3 separate regions of the Mus musculus genome follow, and regions 1 and 3 are each linked to region 2. The links are chromatin loops, found by intact Hi-C in ENCODE. Cell type or tissue: heart. All regions are shown on one strand.

Region 1 (2,500 bases), 91 kb after region 2:
GTCACATGGATATGTCTGGATATTCATCTACAATTCTCTACAAGTCTCTGTGGAGCGCCGGGCGTGGTGGCGCACGCCTTTAATCCCAGCACTCGGGAGGCAGAGGCAGGCGGATTTCTGAGTTCGAGGCCAGCCTGGTCTACAAAGTGAGTGCCAGGACAGCCAGGGCTACACAGAGAAACCCTGTCTTGAAAAACCAAAAAAAAAAAAAAAAAAAAAAAGTCTCTGTGGAGGTAAGTATGTCTTAAAACCCTTCAGGTACACAGCAAAAACAATGTTGTTTTGAGAACTGTTTCAAAGTTCAAAAAGTTTTAATTTACAGAGATCGAGAAAAAGACAGTAAATAAAGATGAACACAGCAGTGTTTAGCATTTGGCACGCAGAGCCAAACGACCGGATTTCAGGGCCAAACTAACCAAGCACTGAGGGTTTCCCTCCATGAGTACAAATCATAACGACTAAGCTTAGTGGGAAGATTTACGATACGGGGAGTTTCCGAAAGCCACAGTCAAGGGGCGGGAAGGGATGCGAGAGATGGAATGTGGGCAGGAGTTACGAGGCTGCAGACTTGGAGGCCTTAAGAGCTGATGCAATACTAAGCAACGGAAAACCTCTCCTCCTCCTCGGTACCGAGGACGCCGAGGGCTCCCCCAGCTCGCTGCGAGAGCTCCTTTCTCAGACGCGCCCAGCCCATGGCTCCGCTCGCCCACCCGAGCCCCCGCAGCCCGCCAAACCCGTCCCCTCCGCGCCCCCAGCTCACTGTTTGCCGTAGTTCCCGGAGACCGGTTTGGTGACGAGCTCCTCCCCGGACAGGGACGACTCCGACTCACTGTCCGAGCCGGTGGTGAAGAATCGCGACATGGCGACGGCGCTGAAGGGCTGAGGCGCTCGCGGCCGGAACCTGAGGAAACCCGCGGCGTCAGGGTTTGGGGGCAACCGCGGCTACCATCTCCCGACCCGGACCCCCGTTCCCGCCTGCACGGCCTCCCCCTTGCCCTCCACGGAGCACGAGGCCCAAGAGACACGAACCAGCTAAGCTGCCGAGTCCCTCTGAGCAGGTGAGACAGGCACGACGCCGGAAGAGGAAAAGGTTGGGGGGGCGTCACTTCCCGGAAGCACCAAAGAATGCGCTAAATAACTACAATTCCCAGTGGCCTTTGCGCTATACACGGCCTGGGACGAATTAGTAGCCGAGGTTCTAAATCTTATCTAAACTAAGACTGACTGGCTGCTCACTAGGACCGCCCGGACTAGGCTGCAAGACTGACAATATAGAATTTAGTAACCGCCCCATGGTGCACGTCTGTAATTCCCTACACTAGAAAGGGTGAAGCAGGAGGATCATGGGTTCAAGGCCAGACTGGGCCAAAAAAAAAGAAAAAAAAAAAAAAAAAAAAAAAAAGCTAAGCTCTGAAGCCTGCGGAGGTGGCTCAACACCTTTAATCCCAGCGCTCAGGAGGCAGAAACAAGTGGATCTCTGAGTTCGAGGCCAGCCTGGTCTCCAGAGCGAGTTCCAGGACAGCCAAGAGAAACTATGTCTCGAAAAAAAAAACAAAAAACAAAAAAAAAAAACAAAAAAACAAAAAGTATTCTGGCCGCCCATCTTAACTTCAGAGTAAGAATCTAAGGGCTGGTGTCAGCTTGATGCCGATGTCCTGCGAGGTTTTGGAGGAGTGTCGTTGTTGTCATTTTGTTTTGTTTTGTTTTGTTTTAGAAAAGGATTTTAAAAATACGGAACGCTTTACAAATTTGTGTGACATCTTTGTGCAGGGGCCATACTAATCTTACCTTATCTTTCCAATTTTAATATATATGCTTCAGAAGAGAGCATGGTTTCTCAGGTTTAAGCAAACTTCATAGATCTTGAGTGTTGGAATCCTGTCTTTACCGTTTTCTTAGGCAAACTTTCTAACTTCTAATCTCTCTCTGCTCTTCTCCCTGTGCTACAAACAAAGGGGAATAATAGCACTTGTTCATTTGATATTAGGAAAATAAAATGAGAACATATGATGTGTGTGGGACAGTACCTTGTGCAGAATGAGCATATACTAGCTAGCCACTGGACCCACGAGGTGTTTCAGATGAAAAAGCACTTGTCACCAAGCGTAAGAACTTGAGTTAGTTCCCTATGGCCACAGAATAGAAAAAACAACTCCTGATAGTTGTCTTCTGACCACCTCCCCTGACTACCACCCTACCACCTCCCACCTCCCCCAATTCCTAGTGGCCTTTGCAACATACAAGGCCTAGATTTTTGTAGTACTGGGTATGGAACCCAGGGTCTAGATCCATACTAGGCAAGCATTTCACCAACTGATGTCTGGGGTGCCCAAAAATAAACAGTGAAGTATAATTCTAGCAAAATGGCACTGTTGGGTGGGTTTTATATAAAGACGGCCTTGAGGTCAGAGGCCTGAGGCTTCACCTTAGCCTGCTAGCCTGCTGGCAGTGTATGCATGTCTGTGTGCCTACCTCAGCGTGGCCCCAGTGCCAGTCTCTT
Region 2 (2,500 bases):
TTCCACAGTAAGCACACAAGACATCACTGCCACTGTAACTATTTTTTATGGGGGAGGACAGTATGATGGGTCCCATTTGCGCTCCAGAAAGGAAGCGCTTCTGCGGGTGCCCCAACTCTTACATCACAGCTAGAAAGTGACAGAGCTCCATATGTAATTTACAACCGGTGGCTCTTTGGTGAGTGGTCCTGCCCTATGATCGACTGAAAGGAGACACCTCTGGACGGCTCAGGAAAGTCTACCCAAACTATCAGTGATGCCAGCCTCTTCATCAAGCCTACAACCAAGCTGCAAGTCAGAGACCCCCCCCCCCTCCCCTTCCTCCTTGGCCTTTCCTACATACTCCGATGGCTCCAACCACAGGGACAACTCCAAACCAGGGAGAAGCAGCCAGGAGATGCGGGAGTCACAGAGCACAGGGGAATCGGGGCCAAGAGGCGCAGGCACGGCAGAGACAGTCCCCAGCCAGAGGCTACCTCGGCTCACACAGGCCCACCCAGCCCTCAGCACTACTGGCCGACCCAGCCCCCTTCAGGCCCGCTGACCCTGCGGTTCCTGGACTGGTGACTCAGTTTCTCTTCTGCCAAGACGGCTCAGTCACAGTTTTCCGGTGCACCTGCCTCTTGGCTTAGTTCTGACATTCCAGAAGGGCGGGTGGTGGAGGGTGCAGGCTGCGCTCCAGGTTCGGACCCTCCGGGCCCCGTGGTTAATCACTCGGACCCGATCCTAGTCGTTGGACACCCTCCACAAGCCCCTGGGCCGGAGCCTCCGAGGGACCAACTATCTGCTGCCCTCTCGGGAGCCGAGCACCCCTCCAGCCCCGAGCCCCCACGCCCACCCCCGCCCAGGCTTCTCAGACGACAGGGTCGAGTCCGGAGAGGAAAGAGGCACTTGAAGAGGGGGGTTCCGGTTCCGGTCCCACCTGCATCTCGGTCCCCGCGCTTAGCTCCGGCGGCGGCAGCGGCGGCGGCGGCGACGGCCGCAGCTCCCGCTCCCTGTGCCCCCCGCCTCCGCGACGGGCTCCCAGCACGCGCTTCTGCGCAGGCGCTGGGACGGGTTCCCCGACGCGGAAGGAAGCGACCATAGAGAAGAGCAGTAAGAAGGAGGGCACCTTCGTATTCACTTCCGCCATCGTTCTCGGCGCCGAGGTTTTCAGGAGCTACGCCAACACAGGTCTCACTAAGCTCCCGTGGCTTCGGCAGTTGTACCTAAAAGGAACCACTGAGGCAGCTGTGGGAAGGCGTTGGGTCCGTCATCCGAAGCAAATTCTAGACAAAGGCGAGAAGTTAACCATAGAGAAGCCACTTGAGCGGAGAGAGTAGCCGCCCACTAAAAGAAATCAGCGAGATGATAAAGCTCTTTGAAGAGCTGGCTGCAGCCTAGAGCGCCTGGCCCTGCATCGAGGGGTACACGGACACCGCCCCCAGGGATCTGGCGAGCGATGTAGCGGTGACCTTGGGAGGCCGAGTGGAGTGGGCGGAGCCTGAACTTAACGACCTTGGTCTTTTAGGGGAAAGGGACAAGGTGGTCCTGGAGGGCTCTACCTTAGACGGGAACTAAAGTTGGGACAGCAATAGTGAGGTCAGTTTTGGACATGCTTGCGGGTCATCAGTAGGTACATAGAGATAGAGCTTGAAGTTCAAGAGAGGCTTCAGGGCAAGTTAGAGGGATGACGAAGTAAGGTACAAAGTGCTGTTGAGACCTTGCGCACAAATACCTTCTAGCAACCCAAGCTCGCATTGATCCAGCGTCACTACAGCTGAAGTAATTGAAAAGGCCAGAGTAGATTGGGATCATTGACAGGGCCCAAAAGATTATGTCTATAGCTTGTCATCTGTGATTGTACTCTACTCGTGCGGTCGGTCGCTTTCACCCACAGAGGGGCTCTAGTCTTCTTGGTGTGGCAAGATGGTTTTCCATAGATTCAAATTTAAATCCTAATAGTTAAGCAACTCAGTGTAAGGAGTATCACTCTTTCTAAGATCATCAATAAAATTTTCAGAATTAGGCTAGTGAGATGCCTTTTCAGTAAAAGTGCTTGTGTTTTCTATGCAAACCTGATTAGCCAGAATTCCCTCCCCATAACCCACTGTGGAAAGAGAAAGGATGTTGGAAAGTTGGCTTCTGACTTAGAACATGGCACACACACCACACATGTGTGATACCCCCCCCCCATCACATACACATAAACAAAGTGGTAATAAAATGTAAATAAGTCACACTGCTGGAAAGAGAGCTAAGTGATTAAAAGACTAGCAGCTCTTGCAGAGGCCCCGCAACCACATGGTGGTTCAGAACTGACTATAACTCCAGCTCCAGGGGATCTGATGCCTTATGACCTCAACAGGGACACGTACATACACGCAGGCAGGCAAAACGCACATATAAGATAAAATAATATTAATTTTGGAAAATTTAAGCCAGGCAGTAAGGAGCAATGCCTTTAATCCCAGCACTTTGGAGGCTGAGGCAGGTGGATATCTGAGTTCTAAGCCAGCCT
Region 3 (2,500 bases), 160 kb after region 2:
AGACCCTTGCTTGGTGCTGAGGATATGAAAACAAACCAAAAACAAAAAAGAAAAAATGGGCAACTCTCAGTACCTTGTACTCTAGGAGCTTCTAGACTGGATGGTGGGAACAGTGTCCGGGGAGGAAATTACCACACAGCACAGTGAGTAATGGGCTGCTTGATATACACCTGTCCCAGAGAAGGCCATGGAAAAAATGACAGTGCAAGTCAGCTGGACCACAACATCCAGGAAGTGTCTCAGGAAATTAAGAAGAGTTTAGTTAATCAAAGAAGCCTAGTATAGGGAATTCTAATCCTGGATTCAGAGGCAATAACCCAATCTCAGAAATCTCAGTTCAGGGAAGCTCTAAAAACTCAGCCTGTCAAGTTCACTATAGTGGTACACACCTGTAATTCCAGCTCTCAGGAAGCTGAAGCACAAAGATCATGAGTTCAAGGCCAGCCTGGTCAACTTAACAAAACCCTGTCTCAGAAACACAAAAGTAGGCTGAGCATGCTGATGCACACATTCAATCCCTTCACTCACAGATAGAATCAGATGGATCTCTGGGAGTTTGAGACCAGCCAGGTCTAATGAATGAATGAATGAATGAATGAATGCATGCCCAGGCCAGCAAGTTGGCTCAACAACTAAGTGCTGGGCCACCAACCTAAGAGCCTAACTTCCATTCTCAGGACCCATCTCAGGTGGAGGGCAAGGACCAGCTCCTGCAATTTGTCCTCTGTCCTCCACATGTGTGTACTGTGACCTGAAACCCCCTGACACACACACACACTACACATACACTCACATAATAAATAACCCAATAACCAATAACAAAAGTACTATCTCTCTCCTCTCACTGACAAGGATCAGCACATGCAGGCTCTTACGCAGGAGTAGATACTGAGATTTGCAAGCCCTCTATTTTAAATGTTATGATTTTTAGAGAAGTAGTTCCTTCATAGCATAGACTTTTACTTGAGCTAAAAATGTTTGTATTCATCAAGTCTGTTCCCTGTAGAAACACTGTGGCTACGTGGGAACAGTGTCAGGTGCCTGCTACAGTCAATAAAGAGGTTGCTGTTTATAAGGCACTTAACCTTGTTTGATTTTGAAACAGGATATCTCTATGTTGTCCAGGTTGGCCTTGAATCTCTAGGCTCAGGTGATCTACTTGGCTCAGACTCTGAAGAAACTGGTATTGCAGGCCTGTGTCACCACACACCTGGCAAGAATTTAATAAGTCTGATCTAATCAGCCTGGAGCTGCTCTCAATGCTCAGTAGTGACACTACAAGATCTGTATGCTCTCTTGCTCTCTGCCAGGGCAAACTGCTCCCATAGACCTTAATATCTATATATACACACATACATACACATACACATAATAAAATGTACATATCTACATAGTAATAAAAAATGGGACCCCAGGACTAGAGCAATCGCTAAGAAGTTAAGATCTTCCAAGGGAGAGTTCAGGTCCTACACTTATTTCAGGCAGTGAACCACTACCTGAAATTCCAGTTCCAGGGCATCTTGTGCCCTCTTCTGGCCTCCTAGGGTATCTGCAATCACACTTCCCCTGGTTCTGGTTCATGCATGTACCTACATGGCCCCCCAGGGAACACACACACATACACATAAATAAAAACACCTAAACATGGTGGTGTTTCAAATCATGGTGATTCAAAATCATGCATAGGGGTGGAAAATAAAAAACAGATCGCCCAGCATTCGTTATAGGTGGAGGCAGGAGGATGGCGAGTTTGAAGCCAGTATGAATTACATGGTGAGATCTTGTCTCAAAAGGCAGGAGAGATGGCTGGCTCTCAGAGTACATGTTGCTCTGAGAACCCAAATTTGGTTCTCAGAGCTCACAATGGCCAGTTACTCTGGCTTTATGGAGTTTTGTATATGTGTATGTTTATTGTGTGTGCCTGGTCCCTGAGGAAATCATAACAGGGCATTGGTCTCCTAGAACTGGAGTCACGGATAGTTGTGAGCTGCGATGTGGGTGCTATATGGACTGGACCTGGGTCCTCTGCAAGAGCAGTAAATGGTCTAACAGTTGAACCATCTGTCCAGCCCCCCTCTTTCTGCTTTTGTATGGGGCAGGTTTCACTCTGAAGCCCTGGCTGGTCTGGAACTCACTATGTAGACCAGGCTAGCCTTGAGCTCACAGAAACTCACCTACCTCTGTGGGGATTAAAAGTATATGCCATTATGCCCATACAAAAATAAGATAAATTGTGGGAAAGAAAGAATGAAAGGAAAGAAAAGAAAAGAAAAGAAAAGAAAAGGAGAGAACATTATATTCATTTCCCTAAAATGATGCTATCTGGCTCCAGCTTTATAGCCATGTCCAGCTGTAGCCAACTTTAAGGTGAGAAATCACTCCAATGCACTTAGAGATTAATAAGGAGAACTCTAATAAAATCATGATCTGGGGCCAGGCTAATGCTATGGGATGTGAGCCACAAACAGAAATCCACCATAGGCTGGGCGTGGTGGCACAT

The links. Peaks named below come from ENCODE experiments on the same cell type or tissue, not always from the same donor. Only the 100,000 strongest peaks of a DNase experiment are listed, where the experiment ranks them.
Region 1: a loop joins it to region 2, with 4 times the contacts of the local background. A loop is called at or near these places in 3 of 42 quality-filtered maps.
Region 3: a loop joins it to region 2, with 2.7 times the contacts of the local background. A loop is called at or near these places in 4 of 42 quality-filtered maps.

Annotation. Positions count from the first base shown.
Region 1 is chr7:126,565,319-126,567,818 of GRCm38, forward strand. Eif3c (eukaryotic translation initiation factor 3, subunit C) reads right to left here and starts at 1,048. Exons shown (of 21, transcript NM_146200.1): 1 at 1,030-1,048; 2 at 761-901. The coding sequence starts at 861. Gm25579 (a small nuclear RNA gene) reads right to left here and starts at 1,831; the gene lies at 1,726-1,831. In heart, no CTCF peak of the experiment used is centred here; a DNase peak (open chromatin) is centred at 1,123; H3K4me3 peaks cover 1,477 bases; H3K27ac peaks cover 1,245 bases.
Region 2 is chr7:126,474,074-126,476,573 of GRCm38, forward strand. It overlaps Sh2b1 (SH2B adaptor protein 1), which reads right to left and starts at 1,057. Exons shown (of 9, transcript NM_001289541.1): 1 at 923-1,057. In heart, a CTCF peak has its summit at 1,417; DNase peaks (open chromatin) are centred at 1,058 and 1,388; H3K4me3 peaks cover 2,218 bases; H3K27ac peaks cover 2,442 bases.
Region 3 is chr7:126,635,792-126,638,291 of GRCm38, forward strand. No RefSeq gene overlaps it. Among named protein-coding and RNA genes, the nearest start is that of Nupr1, 12 kb to the left of the region's middle. In heart, a CTCF peak has its summit at 1,535 (motif pointing left); no DNase peak of the experiment used is centred here.